Linked DNA regions of Homo sapiens: region 1 is linked to region 2. The links are chromatin loops, found by intact Hi-C in ENCODE. Cell type or tissue: psoas muscle. All regions are shown on one strand.

The links. Hi-C counts contacts between places; a loop is a spot of excess contacts. Peaks named below come from ENCODE experiments on the same cell type or tissue, not always from the same donor. Only the 100,000 strongest peaks of a DNase experiment are listed, where the experiment ranks them.
Region 1: it touches region 2 in a loop (7-fold over the local background); 67 of 110 quality-filtered maps call a loop at or near these places.

What each region holds. Positions count from the first base shown.
Region 1 is chr18:55,575,094-55,580,093 of GRCh38, reverse strand. All of the region lies in intron 3 of TCF4 (transcription factor 4), which reads left to right. Among named protein-coding and RNA genes, the nearest start is that of TCF4, 11 kb to the left of the region's middle. In psoas muscle, a CTCF peak has its summit at 2,115; no DNase peak of the experiment used is centred here; H3K4me3 peaks cover 4,053 bases; H3K27ac peaks cover 4,665 bases.
Region 2 is chr18:55,420,334-55,425,333 of GRCh38, reverse strand. All of the region lies in intron 5 of TCF4 (transcription factor 4), which reads left to right. Among named protein-coding and RNA genes, the nearest start is that of TCF4-AS1, 30 kb to the left of the region's middle. RefSeq lists an enhancer at 1,486-2,940. In psoas muscle, no CTCF peak of the experiment used is centred here; DNase peaks (open chromatin) are centred at 1,913, 2,313, 2,673 and 3,083; H3K4me3 peaks cover 3,676 bases; H3K27ac peaks cover 4,499 bases.

The DNA.
Region 1 (5,000 bases), 150 kb before region 2:
AACTGAAATGCTTAACATTTTTGACAGCATCAGCAAATTATCCTTACCCTACTATTGTAATGAGGAAATCACTTAAATAACAGATGAACAGCCAAGTCACATAAACATATATAATAGAACTATGTAATGAAAGTTTATGCTGTTAATTGCTCGAATCTGTCTTAAATGCTTAGAATCATGGAGCAGTAAAGACTGTCATATAAACAGTTTTGTTTTGAGCTTAAAATTATTCCTTTTTGCTTTCATCTGCTATGATAAACAAAGTAATTTTGTAAGCTTTAAAGATCAAACATTTACTCCTAATGGTAAACTACATTTTATATTGGAAGTTTGCAACCTCGTCCAAGTCATAGAGTTGAGTCCTGGTGGCCCCAGGCCTGTGATTTTCAACGTTTAGTATTATGATGCTATTTAGATCTGTTCCCATAAGCCAAGATAACAGATCTTAAGTTGCCTAATAAGGAACATGGTGTGTTTTGAAATGTTCTTCAGTTTACAAGTCTTAAACCAAAATGTTCTTGGCCAAACCTTTAGAATCTATATGTAAGTTGAATAAGTCAGATTTTATACAGACATAGCATGAAAATGAAGCTAAGTAGGAACAGAAAAATCTGCCCTTTCTTTATTATTTTTTTTTTTGTATTTTATGAGCTATTTTTTATGGCCAGGTGTTTGTTCTTCCAAGTTAATTAGATAGTGCTAAGTATTAGAAAATGTAAAATACATTACAGATTTTTTAAAAGGTTATTTTTGTTACTGGTTTCTTATTACTCTGGGTAAAATTTTCACAACTGACCACCAGGTTTATTAGCTTATATGTGAGCTACCCATTTTGTACATTCGTGAGCCAATTGACTAGGAATAAGGTATGCACATGGGTTTTATGTGGATACTTTTGACCCATATCTCTCTTAATACTTAGGAGAGAGATATAAGAGAAATAATAATTTAATCTTTGGAGAAGATTAACACTTTGTTATAAGTTATATATAGGTAAATATATATATATATATTTATATTAGACTTGCAGGAATAGTGAAAATGTTGAAAAGGTTGTCATGTTTACTTTCATTTCAAAGATAAAGGCCCAGTTAATCAGCATATCAAATACCCAGGTGTGTTTAAAATCAGTTTATGTGGGTGAATTTCAGGGCTGTAAGAAAGTATTTTATTTAAAGGTGCAGCCACACGATTGATTGTTCAAATGGGTGCTTTTGTACTTTTGTGTGACAATTAACATTTAATGAATGACTTTCTGGACTGGCATTGGTGGTAATTACTATATGTAGTTTATTAACTGCAATCCATTGTTGGATGTGCCTTTATTGATTTGTTTTGCAAACACCCCTTCACATGTGCGGCAGTATTTGTGCAGCCGTATTTGTACGTTACTTTTTAAAGAACCTGTTTCACTTGCTGATGCTGACATTGCCTCTAAAAATGTTAGTTTATAAATTCTCATGTGCCAGAATGTCTCTTTGATCCAAGTAATTTTAGCTGAAATACAAAATCCGTCAACTTTTCTGCTATAAAAAGTTTGCATTCAAATCCTCAGGGAATCCCAAAGTAATGACACAATATTGTTTTTCAAGTAAATAATTTATGGAAATTTACATTTATAAGAGACTTTAGAGATGCTCTATTTTTTAGGTAAGGAGCCAAGGTTCGGGAGGGTTAAAAGTCTTTTGCCCAAATCATGCAGTTGGTTATTGGCTGTAATAGGACACAAATACACATGTCCTGACCCTCTGGTCAAAGACCTCATGCTGCTTTTAATTAAGGCTTGGACTCAATTCGATGGTACCAACTGTATATTTCTTAAGAAGGGAAAAATGTGTATAATCTACCATTTCTGAAAAAATTATTAAAAATTGAGATTGTGAAAGATGGACGTTGTAATCCAGCCCACTTGTCATCACGTGTTCTAATTTGGCCAAGGCAGTTGACAAATAACTGTTAAAATGTATTGTGTTATTAAAAATAACAAAGTAAGACCCATGATTAAATATCAGGGCTGTAATTTAATCTTGGGGGATCTGGTGCTGTTCATAAACCATTTGGCTTTTTTCTGTAACGGATGACGTCAAAATCCAGCTTGATTGAATTATGACCCTGGGTTACAGCAGCACCTGCTGGTGCCTTTTTACTTCATGGCCTGTCAGCATTTCCATTACAAACTTTTTTCTCTGACATTTTAAACTTCAAATAGTTAAACTGGACTGATGGTTGGCATATAAACTTTCTGCTCCTTGGGAAAAGACCACTTGCTCAATAAAAACAGAGAAGGTGGTGACAAAGCCCCATTACAGGATACCCCTTAGAATGTTCTGCTTTGCTTTAATCTTCCATTCATTTAAACATTCTTTTGGGGGGTACTTAGCTGAATTGCAAGGCATCCAAATGGAAGGTTTTTAATCTCAAATTTCCCATGTGAAGACTTAAGTATGGGGTGTTTACAGGACTGGTAAAGTGCAAAAAGACCTAGCATCTATGCAGGTTATTGAAACTCTGGACAATCCAGTTTTCATACAGTGTGTAAAATGCTGAGGAGCAAGCCATGAAAAACATGCAAATTGGCATACCTTGTCAGTAATTGCTTTTATATTCACTTAAGATGAGTAAAAATTGATAATGATTATGGTTAGAAAAGTATCTTTATTTATATTTATATCTGGAGACTGGTAGCATAGCTTCAGTTTGTCCCCTTGGGTTTTAATATGTTGGGAATGGAGATGGGATGTTGTTTGCATCTAGCTAGTCAGCTTTTCATCTATCTAGTCTAATTCTGATTGATGGATCATCATATATATATATGTATATATACACATATATGTATAAATATGTATATACATATATAAATATATAAACGTATATATACATTTATATAAATATATAAATGTATATATACATTTATAAATATATAAATGTATATATACATATATAAATATATAAATGTATATATAAATATATAAATGTATATATACATATATAAATATATAAATGTATATATAATATATATATATATTTAGTACCTGCTATTCTCATATCTCCATGTTAGCAATTAGAGGACATAGAGGGCTTTATGGAAGAGAGAACCTTCTCTCAGAGGGCATATATTCTAACACAGGGGTGTCCAATATTTTGGCTTCCCTGGGCTACACTGGAAGAAGAAGAATCATCTTGGGCCACACATAAAATACACTAACGATAGTTGATGAGCTGAAAAACTTTTGCAAAAAAACCTCATGTTTTAAGAAAGTTCACGAGTTTGTGTTAGGCTGTAGGTTGGACAAGCTTCTTCTAACAGGAGAAAATAGAAAAGTAAAAATGTGATTAACATCTAGCATTGGGAAGACACAATAATGTGGGAGTTTAGAGAAATGAAAACTTATTTCTTTCATGGGGAAATTAATAATGAAGGGTTCATGGAAAACTCAATTCTAATCCTTGAAGGAATGGTAGAATTTTGACAAGTAGGTAGTGAGACTGAGCGTGCATATCAGGATCACTGTGAACCAAGCACAGATGAAAGAAACTGGAAAGGGTAGATTAAAGAGAGCTCCCAGAAAGAGAAGTTTCTTGGCTCTAAAGTGGAGTCAACTCTGGTCTAGACACATGGGATGATTTCCAGGCAAAAACCCCTGTCTTGGTTGCCGTTTATTTTCTTGACTGAGTTTGCGTTTCACTCGGGGGTGTTACCGATTATAATCCAGTTCCATCCAAAAGTATATGTTTTTAATGGTAGTGTCGGGATGGAAATTGAAGATTTTGTGTCCCTACTTCCCAAAATTCTTCCTATAATATCACTCAGCAGTGGAAACTTTCTTGAGCCAAATGAAGCTGCTTTGGAGAAAATTGTTCATGTAGCCAAATTCTGGAAATCTAGGTTCTTTTGCAATGTTTGCTGGTAAGTAGCTGTTTCATATTGAGGAAGTGGTAGAATCTTAAAGGCTGCACCTCAAAACTAAACAAAATCGAAACTCACCAGTACAATTCAAGAGGGGTTTTCACATTTTTTAAAAAGGAATACTGCTGTATTTAAAACATTTTAAGATTGCAAAAATTCATCATTATAATTTTTATTATCATCACTGGCATCACCATGACCAGTGTCACATTGTTTGGTCAAAAGCTGGAATGGAAATGTGATAGTTATCTTTGCCATATTATATATTGAGAAATGCGTTTAAAACTTTTCCGGAGATACCGTGATCTTAGCAAAAACTAATGTAATATTTGTAAAAACATTGTGAAGTGGCCAGATATACCTTTTAATGAAACTGACCAGAAGTACATCACAAATAGAAAAATACACGTGTGTGTGTATGTGTATACCATCCCTTCCCCCAAATATTGTTCAGATTAAAGTGTCTTTCTCTCTGTGACCTGCAAGTATCTTAACTTAGCATGTGTGTCCAATTTCCATAGTGAAGCCAAAAATTCAAATGATGGTTGATATTGGCTTAGGAAGAATTTATTAATGAATGACTGTGCTTGGTATAGAGTAAAAAAAAAAATTTATGACAAAGAGGATATTCTAGACTCATGTAAAAGATTTCAGTTAAGAACCTATGAATTCCTCAACCTTTTTCTTCACTTTTCAAAAAGTAAAGGATTTATATTGGAAATATTTTGCAACCCTACAACCTGAAACTCAAAGCTTTGGTCAGCAGGTGGTAATAATATTTCCAGGTTGAATATCCAATTTCATACATAACCCAATTTGTAAGTTTGAAAAGAAATATTAAACGATGTCAGTTTTAATGCTTGTTTGAATAATTGTTCTTTGTTATGTGCCCTCTTGGACATTATTGTCCACTAGTGCCCCAAACCATTGAATGCTTTTCTGTTCTCTTATGGCCACTGTGATTCTTCAATCTAGTTACTTCTAACTGCAAGATTAATTTTCTTCTGACATCTAATTTTCCCCTGATTTTATTAACATCTTATTATTCTTTTTCTGGCTCATTTTGAACAATTTCTCTTTTATATGGGGTGTA
Region 2 (5,000 bases):
TCATCAAACCATTCTGAAAATATGTTTGAATTGATGATAGGGCCCATGCTAAGAGACAAAGCTTTCATTTCAACGAATCCAATCTGCCTAGTGTTGTGTAAAATTGCCTTTGCCTGTAAATGGAATGGCATGCAGATTTTAGGTAGGACACTTTCTCACCCAACTTAGCCTGTACTCTATTTCATTTTTTCCACCATTACATGAAGCTTCACATAAATGACAACTTGACTTAATCCTTAAAGTGGCTGGATTGTGTGGTCTATTTTGATTAAACTTTTTCTTGTTCTTAGTGTAAATTTTCAGTAATGCCTAAAATGTCATGAGCATTTTGGGACATAAATCCTTTAAGCTATTTTGCAGTCATATAGTTGTTCTTTGGAGGGTTTGAGTGCTTTCCTAAACTCCTTCTCATCTCTAAATAGGCAAAATAAATTATAAATTGTCGAGAACATTCAATCACTCTTCGGATGAGCAGGCATCTCCTAAAGCTGGGGAAAGTATCCATTTTCAATATTTTGAGTAAATATAGTTGATTCTTTATAATATTTGTACTGTATCAAAAGATCTCAAAAACTGTTATAAATTACCTAGACTTAAGGAAGAAGACATGATTAAATAATTCATTGGATCAATAAAACCAATCTGCTTTTTTCTGATGTGGTGTGATGAAGTTTTTTTTCAAATGGGGTAGGTGGGCCTCAGTGCTGTGTATTATCCTTTTGATTCTATTGGTTACTGTCTTTCTCTGCTCCCCCCTTAGTTGTTGTTTGATATTTTTGTGCTTTTTGTTTGTTTTGTTTTAAAGAAAGGAAAGCTGCAAGCCATAGAAAGTTAGGCTGTGAGTTAGGAATTCTGAGTTTAAAGCAGGGAGCCTGTCCCTAACTTTGTGTTTAAGTTGGTGTTTCAGTTATGTTGCCAGTGTAAGCTTGTGACCCTTACAAATGTACAATTTCATTTGGGTTCAGTGATTCCTGGATGAGTTTGTGATATAGGATGCCAAAGGCTGTGGAATTTCTTTAAGACACAAAATCTTGAGACAGAGCTGATTCCTTGGAAGCTTGTGGGTAACTAGAGTCTCATGTTAACTAATCTGGAGGGGGCTAAGAAAAGTCTTCCTACCCACTTCCAATTAATTAATTTCTAACATTTCCATCTAATCATGACTTTGTCGAGTGACACACATCTTTTTTCCTCACAGGCAAGAAACTCACACACAAAATTTCTATTTCTAATGGCAGACAGTTGGGGTGCCGCAGCCAAGCAGTCACCCTTAAAAATTAATGAGCGTAATGATGGTTAGAAAAGCGATTCTGATGGTGGTTGGAGAGGGAGGGGCCATGGGGATGGCAGAAGGAGGAAGACCGGACTCCTCATAAGTGACAATGATGTGAGCCCCTGTCCTCATCTCCCCTCCCATCCCCCCTTCCGCCCAGTCACCACCCCTTCCATCCTCCTCTCTTTACAGGAGCCAAAGCAGATAGAAAGACAGGGCGATTATGAAGACGTCAGTTGGAGTGTAGGCAGGCGAGAGGGGCGCAGCGCCCCAGATGAGGTCCGGGGGGAGCTGAGGAGGGTCACTCATGGACGACCGTGTGTGTGTGTCTGACAGACTGTGAAATGGTGCGTTGTTGCACGGCTGCGCTGCACCTGGGCCCTTCATCTGTGATTGATTGGTTTGGTCATGTGTAATGGTCCCATCTGCTCTGTGTTGTTTTTCTTTTTTTACTTATAAACACCGTTCCCAGAGGCTGAGAGAGGATGAGCTATGTTTTGTCATCTTCACTTACACTTTAGCTCAAAAAAGTGGTCAAGTAGGTAAGCTCTAAAGTCTGTCCAAGTAATGTAGTAGGAAAGTACGGTTTTTCCCCTTTGCTTGATTGTGTGTGTGTGTGTGTGTGTGTGTGTGCGCGCGCGCGTGTGCCTCTCCTGCGCACGCGTGTGTGCGTGGAGTTTTAATGCTGCCTGTTAATATCTGAATAGTTCGTGAACCACGGAAGACCAAAATATCGCAGAAATGATTTGCACAACTCTGTGTATTGTGACTCTTACTGCAGTGAGGATTTTTTTTTGTAACGGAGCCAATACTTAATTAAAACCGCTGACATCATGGTGTTATAATTAAGCGTGGCATTAATTAAGCTGGAATAACGATTTTTTTTTATTAAGAACTGCTTCTATTGTATAAGACCATTATCGCCTAAAAACAAAATAATTTTAAGGCAAAAATAAATTTGCTTTAACCTAGCCCTTTTCAACTTCCCCCAAAGTCCGGCCTCAGGACTGTCATCATCAGGGCTCCGAGTCTGTGTGTGCGTGTGTGTGTGAGCATGTGCGTGTGTGTGTGTGTGTTTGGTGGTGTTGGGTTGGGGGAGAGTGGAAGTGAAATTTGTTTTTTTTCACCCAAAAATGCTGATCGGCTCCTGGCATTCTGATGGCTAATTATGCATCGGAGAGCTTCGACAGCTGCATTCATCATCATAAAATGTAATAATTAATGACATTCCAACAAAGAAAAATATGCAAATGAGGACTCATTAGCATTTTCATATTCAGCTTTGATAATGCTTTTGCTGACAAGGTTGTAATTAATGAAAATTCATGTCGCAGTCAGGAGATTGGATCGGTTTCATTCCGCTCACAATTCCCAAATGCTTGCATTATGGAAAATCGGCGGCTCTGCCAACTTTTCAGGGAAGAAAAAAACACACACACACACTAAAAGCACCAGATGCAAATTAATGGTAGGGAGTCTTTAACTCTTTAAACCACCCCCCTAAATTTCCATCATAGGAAACATGTGATGAGTGTTAGCCTAAGAACTAGATTCTCTTTTTTTTAATAATAGGAAAGTACTTTTATTTGTGACCCAAGTATGAGAATTTCTGGCAAACTTTTTTTTTAATATTAAAAAAAACCCCCCAAACCCTCCACCTTTTCCCTTCTTTCCTTTTCCCTTTCAAGACTATTTAAATGTACATAGTAAAACATGTTAGGACAGCCAAGCCCCAGCATGTTGTGTTCTGTCCTCTGGCTGGCAGATTCACGCCACAACAGTTTATTCATCCACATGCTTTTTGGCGACTCTTCATCACGTATTTGGGCTTAGATCTTCTGGTGCCTCCCTCGGCGTGCTACCCATAAGGTCGAAAGAAAAGCAAGTATTCGATTTCTCTATTCAGGGTGGGTTTTTTTTTTTTTTTTTTTTTTTGGATGATAGTGGTTTTTTTTTTTTTGTGCTTTTTCTTTTTAATCTATTCCCTTTGTGGTTTAGTGTAAGAGTTTGAGAATGTGCCCATAATTCTCTCACTCAACACTTCTGGTTTAGTGTTGTTCTTCAAATGTAATTTTAGGAGACACTCTGCAATCAAAATGGAAACCCAGAAACCCCAGAGCAGAGATATCGACAAATATTTAACACAGAGAGCTGTTAATTTATGAAAGCCTCTGTGTGTTGCTTTCAAAATGTGGAACTTTAGGTTGGCAAATGTACACTTGATGCCAACCTGGTACCATGTTTGACAGACAAGCCTGAAGTTAAACTGAAAGTTCTATCTGGCCCTCAAGGTTAGAAAGAAAAACTTAAACAGAGTCTGACTTCATTTTCTATTTGATCTTTAGGTTAAAAAATGATGATTATTAAAACTGGTCTTTTTGCTGAGGCAGATGTTTTAATAAAAGGTTTGTATAATGATTAAGAAAAAGGGAAAATAGAAGTGTACTTCTTTATAAATTATAACGTTTATAAGCATTTTCACTCTCAGATGAATAAAATGACTTCTGGGAGTTCCTAAGATGCAGTTTCCTGTTTATTTAAAGTTAAATTGTAATTCCCAAAGTTGCTAGCCCAGCATAAATAAAGATTATAATACGCCTTGTTAAGGGAAGAGAGAAACTTTGATATGCGGGGCCTTATTTTTTAGAGTATTTCAGTAAAACAGAAAGAATCATCAGTTATTTCACGAAAATTTTAAAATAAATCTTTTTTCCCTTGTATGTGATTAAGAATGACTGGGTTTCATTCCTTGTTAAACTCTTGGGGTTCCAAGAAACAGAATTTTATTTCAATCTCTTGCTTCTTCCAACTTTTATTTTGTCACAGTTTGTACATGAACCTGTGTGTGTGTACACAGGCATGTGTGTAAATGTGTGTGTGTCCATGTCTAAAGATTATGGTGGCTCTGTCCTCTCTCCTGTAAAATCTATTGTGGTAAAATAGCAGGCAAAAGAAGGTTTTACTTTTTTTTTTTCCTTTTAGTTTATTTCTTTTTTTGTGTGGGCAAACTGCCCATCCAGATGGTAGAATTTCACCTGTAAGCAATCTGAAACGATAGGTTAATTCTGACATTTTATAGAGCTTTTTTTATTTTCTTTTCACACAGTACAACTAAGTGCAGAATAACTGCTCAAGATAATGTTTCTTTTTTTTTTTTTTTTCTTTTAAAGCGCTTTCTGCTGTGATTGGTTCTTTTTTCCCCCAAATCTGAATTTGGGGCTCATTTAAAAATCTGTGGCTTTAGGCACTTTGCTGTTATTGTCAAAACCACATCTAATGAAATCTTTGACCAGCTTCTAATATGTGTAAATGAGGAAGTGATGGCAGAAGTGAAAAAGCAGGTTAGTCGCCGAGAAGCAGATCCTTGTAATTTTATAACGCTGAACGTTCCACTGGCTTTGATAAATTTACTGTTAGTTTTCTCCTCCCACCAAATTCACAGATGTATACCAACTCATAACTTCCCAAGTAATGCCTAGCATGGTATTAGCCCCCGGAATCCTGGGACTTGCTTTTGTTGTCAGTGTGGTTAGCCTCTGGTGGCTTATGTGACTGAGTAAACTGGAGAAAAACTTCAGGGTGATTCGTTGTCCCGTGATCAAGGAATCCCATTATTTCCAAAAGCGGGTTAGAAGATGTTTTTGGAGTAGAGTGTGGAAGGGAAAGGGAGTATTGGAGATTGTTTTTACACATAATCATGGTAATCATGCTGTGTTGACAAGTTAGT